2 separate regions of the Homo sapiens genome follow, and region 1 is linked to region 2. The links are chromatin contacts, found by Hi-C in ENCODE. All regions are on one chromosome and are shown on one strand. The core of a region is the stretch at or near the end of the contact, and the rest is flanking DNA. Distances in the headings are between cores, read along the strand shown.

Region 1 (3,085 bases), core at 110-2,609, 440 kb before region 2:
CATTTTGAAGTTGGGGGCCTTGGTTCCAGTTCAGAGCCTCTCCAAACCTACTGCCTTGGTACAAAACGTGACCCCTGCAGTGATTTCTGGATCCCCAGGCTGCTCCTTTCCTCATTTACAGACAGCTATGTTTTCAGGTTAGGATGGAAGTAGGTACGGTGGGTGCATTAAGAATGGATGTATAGCACATACTAGTGTTAGTTGCTCTTTTATTAAGGGTTGTAAAACACCTCTGAATGCCACACATCATTGTCTGAAAAACGGCATACTGGAAGAACACATTTGTTGGTTAAACATGAACCTAGAGTTTCTAAATGTACCATGAGCTGAATAAGTAAGTGAATGCATGCGTGCATTATGGCCTGTCTGGAACCTGTGACAATATCTCACAGTAACCAACTCAAATCAGTTGACCATTAAAAATAAAAGTCCTAGCCGAGAGAAGTGGTTCATGCCTGCAATCCTAGCGCTTTGGGAGGAGAGAGGATCGCTTAAGGCCAGGAGTGAAAAAAAAAAAAAGAAAAATTAAAAATTAGCTGAGCGTGGTGGTGCGCGCCTGTAATGCCAGGCTGAGGCGGGAGGATCGCTTGAGCCCAGAGGTGGAAGGCAGCAGTGAGCCGAGATCGCGCCACTGCACTCCTACCTGGGCGACAGAGCGAGACTCCGTCTCTTAAAAAATAAACATAAAAATAAAAAGTCTTTTTCCTAACAGACGCCCGACCTGGCCGCGCCCTACCCGTATACCTCACGTACTCCAAATGGTGCCGGCGCCCCCAGCAGACGGTCTACGTGGGAAGGGCAGCCGGACTGCCGCTGCACCCGCCAAACCACGCGGGAACCAGCCGCTTCCGCCTCCCGCGCGGCACTTCCGGCCGACGCAGGCAGCTGGCACTTCCGGGCCGGCCGATTCCGCGCGTCTCCGCCCATCATGGCGCTCGTGCCAGTGTCCCGTGGGCTACCCACTCCTGTCATGTCCTTTGGGCTGGTGCAGGCCAGATCTTCTAGGGCCGTAGCCCTGAGAGGAGCGCCTGGAGAGGAAACGGCGCGCCATGCACCTCACACGGCCCCTCAGACCTCACGGCGAGGCCCTATCAGGGTAATGGTGTCCGCCGGCCTCGCACAACACTCCGCCGCACTCGCACAAGACTCCGCCGCGGCGACCTCTACTGAAAGACCCCCAGTCCTGGTGTCGCCCGAAGGCCCAGGAAACCGTGCTTCCGCGCTTCTCCCCCAGAACGTGGGAAGCTGCCGCTTTACCCTCATTTTACCCCAGGGTCGCAAAACATCTCACCGTAGTTGAAGCCAGCAAGCCGGACCAGGCGTCCCGGCCAAGCCACGTGCGCGCCCCGCGCCGCGAGTGCTCGCCCCGCCCCTAGGGAGGAGCCGGCCGACCCCCGGCCACTTAGCAGTGCCGCAGCCGACGGGGTGCGGTTCGGCGCTCCCAGGTTCCTTTCCTCACTGCACGCTCTTGCCCCTCCTCTTTTCTCTCCTGCCCGTGTTCTTCCCGCCGCCTGACCTGGCCCGCCCGCCTTTCCAGTCTGGCCGGGCGGGGGCCTGAAGCACGGCGGCTCGGGCCGTGGGACCGGTGAGTGTCAACCCGAACCTATATCTGAAGCCCTTCAGACGCGGAAGGGGCTTGGGAGGCCAGTTTGCCCCGCAGCGGTGAGGAAGAAGTAGGCGTCTCCACCTCCCCTTCCAAAGCGCCGTTTCCCTCCTTTTTGCCTTTTCCTTTTGACCCTCTTGTGTCTCACGAGGGGGTAGCCCAGCTCTTGGCTCTTGCTTGAAACAAGTCTTTCTTGATCACCCTCCACCTTTCCACCTGGCCGGCAGGGGGCGGCCTGGGGGGAGAGGGTCCTTGCTCCACTCTTCGCCCAGCTGAGGACCCCGGGAGGGGGCGGCTGGTCCCGGGAGGTGTCAGGGCAGCTGCGCCCTTGGCTGGGGTCACGTCCACCTTCCTGGGAAGGACATACTCTCCCCGTGCCAGGTGCTTCCGGAACGGCATCCCAGCCCTGGGTTTGCGGCACGACGCCCGGACCTTGAGTCCCCGGTTCCCGCCGGGAACCTGGGGGCGGAGCCAGCTGGACTGATGAGATCCTTACCCAGCGCTTCTCAGCGTCTGCCCTCCCACTGTCCTCCATGCCTAGAAAGAAACAGTCTGAGAAGGAGGGACTGGTGATCAGGTTGCCACTTGCCTTGATTCGGTGTTCCATTTACTCATTACCGTCTCCTTTCTGCCCACAGTGTTCACACCCTTTCCAGAAATTCTTGGCTGGTAACCGCGAAACCGACTGGAGCAGGAGCTGGGAGAACTGGAGAAAACTGCTCTAATCTCACTTGACTCCAGCTAGGAGCTGATGCTGCATCGTAATAACATTTGCAGAGCGCTTTCACAGGTATTAGCCCCTTTAACGCTTCATTTAGCCCCGTGAGATCTGGATATTATCACTCCGTTTTGTAAACGAGGAAACAGAGTGAGGCTTAGTTCTTGGGTTCTGTGCCAGGGGCCTTGGGTTTTGGATTCAAACCCCAAACCTGTTGTGCTGCCCCTCTGGACCTATTGCTTGAGATGAGTTCCCAGTTGAAAGAGCTTTGTTCTCTGGAGCCCTCTGCATGGCTGTCCCTTGGATGGGGTACAGTCAGTGTCCAGGGTCAGGATCTTTTAGGGCTGTAGCACCACACCTTAAGTGGTCCAGCACGGTCCTGATACCTGTTTCCGCCTCAATTGTCCTTTTTCCAGCTTCTATGGAAGTCCCTATCCCTGGGTTCTTTAAAGACTTGATGTATTCAGAGCCTCAAGAAAGTCTCCACCAGGGTTAATCCATTGCAGGCACGCTTCACCCTCAGCCTCATCTCTCCTTGCTAGGGGTGGTGCCAAGGCCTAGAAAATTCCAAGTCTGAGGGTCACTTAACCATTCTTCAAAGATTGGCTTAGGCCCAGCCTCACAACACCCCACCTCCCAGATGGATTCATCTCCCTGAAATCCTCACCTTCTTGAAGTTGACACTGGACCGTTCACCTGATTAGCGCTCCCAAATGGATCATCAACCCTTAGTCGTAGTGCTAACAGTGTTTATCCTCTGAGTG
Region 2 (3,401 bases), core at 676-3,175:
ACCCCTTTGGGGGGAATACAAGGCCTGTCCTGGTTTGGTCCCAATTTAGCTTTATCATCCATATTCACCCCCACTGCTCTGCAGCTCCACTGAAGCACCCCCTCTTTCCTCTGAACCCACAATGTCACACTCAGGACTCTGCCTCAGCTGGGCACTCATCTATAGATGCCTAAATCCCGGGCAGTTATCCAGACACAACTAAAGTTCCATCCCTTCCATGAAGCCTTCCCCAACCCTCTGGTGGAAGGTCACTTCTTCCCCTCGTGGGATTCTGAGCTTTCATTTCTTTTTCTACTAGGAGTCCTAGCACTTTCGGCTAAATGCTACAATTACCTGTTCATACACTCTACCTGCCCCCACGAGATCAGGGGCATCTCAGAAACAAAGATCATTAAAACCAACTAAATCTATTTCTCATTATAAAATGAGGTATGCTGATTGATTGTGAAAGAATAAAATAACAAAGTATGGAAAAGAAAAAAAAGCATATAATCTGGCTGAGAAGGTAGAGACCCTTCCACACCACTGAAATTATGTATTGAAAAGAATAAGTAAAAAACTGCTTCAATTTGGCATGATTTATGTAAGTATAGTATAGGATCCTTAAAATGGTTCAAAGAAATGGGAAATCAAGACTTCATTTTGGCCAAAACCATTGAACAGAAACTTCAGCATATTTATCAATAATTTCTTTCAGATTAAACAACTGACAACAACCTATTTTTCAACCAGTGATGTTGGAAATGTTTTTTTAAAAATTAGTTTATAAATTTGTGGGCTGACCAAGAAGGTAATAAAGTCTAACTAAGTAAAATGAGAAAAATTCAGAAAAAGAAAAAAATAAGAAAATAAATCACCCAGGGACCTATCACACAAATATAAGAACTATTCATTCTTTAAGGCATGTATTTCCAAGCCTTTGTATTTTTTTCCATGCTTAGGGTTGGCAAGGAATATATATATATTTGTACAAATATATATGTGTATATGTACAAATACATGTATATATAGTACAAATATATATATATATTTGTACAATTCTTCAGACTTTGTAGAATTTGTATAATGTCGTATCTTGCTTTTTTTAACCACTGATGTTATAAGCATATTTATGCCACTTCATTCATTTTAGAGACTTAATAATAAATGATCTAGTGGATAATTTATCATTCCCTGATGGAGAAAAATTTAGCTTTGTTTATTTTAGAGTTATAAACGATGCTGGGTCAGGTATCTTTATGTTTGAAGATGGCTCCATATTTGGGTTGTTTCCACAGAACTCTTTCCTAGAAATGCTTTTTCTAGGTTAATGGCTACAGATATTTCTAGGCACCTGACATATTGACACCCACCTCTAAAGTATTTTTATGATCCACAACTAGCGTTTAACACAGCGCCCTAGTCACTACATGACTAATAAATAGACAAATGACTGAAACATGACCTCATGCTTTCTATTCCTCCAGCTTTCATTCAGTTCTTTGCCTCTGGGAGGAGGAAGGGTTGTGCAGCCCTCCACAGCATCAGCCCATCAACCCTATCCCTGTGGTTATAGCAGCTGAGGAAGCAGAATTGCAGCTCTGTGGGAAGGAATGGGGCTGGAGAGTTCATGCACAGACCAGTTCTTATGAGAAGGGACTGACTAAGAATAGCCTTGGGTTGACATATACCCCTCTTCACACTCACAGGAGAAACCATTTCCCTATGAAACTATAACAAGTCATGAGTTGAGAGCTGAGAGTTAGAGAATAGCTCAAAGATGCTATTCTTGGATATCCTGAGCCCCTGTGGTCACCAGGGACCCTGAGTTGTGCAACTTAGCATGACAGCATCACTACGCTTAAAAATTTCCCTCCTCACCCCCAGATTCCATTTCCCCATCCGCCAGGGCTGCCTATAAAGAGGAGAGCTGGTTTCAGACTTCAGAAGGACACGGGCAGCAGACAGTGGTCAGTCCTTTCTTGGCTCTGCTGACACTCGAGCCCACATTCCGTCACCTGCTCAGAATCATGCAGGTCTCCACTGCTGCCCTTGCTGTCCTCCTCTGCACCATGGCTCTCTGCAACCAGTTCTCTGCATCACGTGAGTCTGAGTTTCGTTGTGGGTATCACCACTCTCTGGCCATGGTTAGACCACATCAATCTTTTCTTGTGGCCTAAAAGCCCCCAAGAGAAAAGAGAACTTCTTAAAGGGCTGCCAAACATCTTGGTCTTTCTCTTTAAGACTTTTATTTTTATCTCTAGAAGGGGTCTTAGCCCCCTAGTCTCCAGGTATGAGAATCTAGGCAGGGGCAGGGGAGTTACAGTCCCTTTTACAGATAGAAAAACAGGGTTCGAAACGAATCAGTTAGCAAGAGGCAGAATCCAGGGCTGCTTACTTCCCAGTGGGGTATGTTGTTCACTCTCCAGCTCACTCTAGGTCTCCCAGGAGCTCTGTCCCTTGGATGTCTTATGAGAGATGTCCAAGGCTTCTCTTGGGTTGGGGTATGACTTCTTGAACCAGACAAAATTCCCTGAAGAGAACTGAGATAAGAGAACAGTCCGTTCAGGTATCTGGATCACACAGAGAAACAGAGAACCCACTATGAAGAGTCAAGGAGAAAGAAGGATACAGACAGAAACAAAGAGACATTTCTCAGCAAAAATGCCCAAATGCCTTCCAGTCACTTGGTCTGAGCAAGCCTGCCTTCCTCAACTGCTCGGGGATCAGAAGCTGCCTGGCCTTTTCTTCTGAGCTGTGACTCGGGCTCATTCTCTTCCTTTCTCCACAGTTGCTGCTGACACGCCGACCGCCTGCTGCTTCAGCTACACCTCCCGGCAGATTCCACAGAATTTCATAGCTGACTACTTTGAGACGAGCAGCCAGTGCTCCAAGCCCGGTGTCATGTAAGTGCCAGTCTTCCTGCTCACCTCTATGGAGGTAGGGAGGGTCAGGGTTGGGGCAGAGACAGGCCAGAAGGCTATCCTGGAAAGGCCCAGCCTTCAGGAGCCTATCGGGGATACAGGACGCAGGGCTCCGAGGTGTGACCTGACTTGGAGCTGGAGTGAGGCATGTGTTACAGAGTCAGGAAGGGCTGCCCCAGCCCAGAGGAAAGGGACAGGAAGAAGGAGGCAGCGGGACACTCTGAGGGCCACCCCTACTGAGTCACTGAGAGAAGCTCTCTAGACAGAGATAGGCAGGGGGCCCCTGAAAGAGGAGCAAGCCCTGAGCTGCCCAGGACAGAGAGCAGAATGGTGGGGCCATGGTGGGCCCAGGATTCCCCTGCTGGATTCCCCAGTGCTTAACTCTTCCTCCCTTCTCCACAGCTTCCTAACCAAGCGAAGCCGGCAGGTCTGTGCTGACCCCAGTGAGGAGTGGGTCCAGAAATATGTCAGCGACCTGGAGCTGAGTGCCTGAGGGGT

What was found. A loop is a pair of places that touch in the nucleus more often than their neighbours do. Pooled maps may share reads with other maps.
Region 1: a loop to region 2 is called in a pooled map, with 5 times the contacts of the local background. The contact joins the promoter of PIGW here to the promoter of CCL3 in region 2. A Hi-C loop is called at or near these places in 5 of 37 single-sample maps with no recorded cell type and 4 of 50 pooled maps.

Annotation. Positions count from the first base shown.
Region 1 is chr17:36,533,261-36,536,345 of GRCh38, reverse strand. It overlaps PIGW (phosphatidylinositol glycan anchor biosynthesis class W), which reads right to left and starts at 1,359. Exons shown (of 2, transcript NM_001346754.2): 1 at 754-1,359. MYO19 (myosin XIX) reads left to right here and starts at 1,478. Exons shown (of 26, transcript NM_001163735.2): 1 at 1,478-1,585; 2 at 2,242-2,393. RefSeq lists an enhancer at 2,112-2,787.
Region 2 is chr17:36,088,667-36,092,067 of GRCh38, reverse strand. It overlaps CCL3 (C-C motif chemokine ligand 3), which reads left to right and starts at 1,925. Exons shown (of 3, transcript NM_002983.3): 1 at 1,925-2,082; 2 at 2,771-2,885; 3 at 3,306-3,401. The coding sequence starts at 2,010. The coding sequence ends at 3,396. CCL3-AS1 (CCL3 antisense RNA 1) reads right to left here. Exons shown (of 3, transcript NR_186417.1): 3 at 2,206-2,522.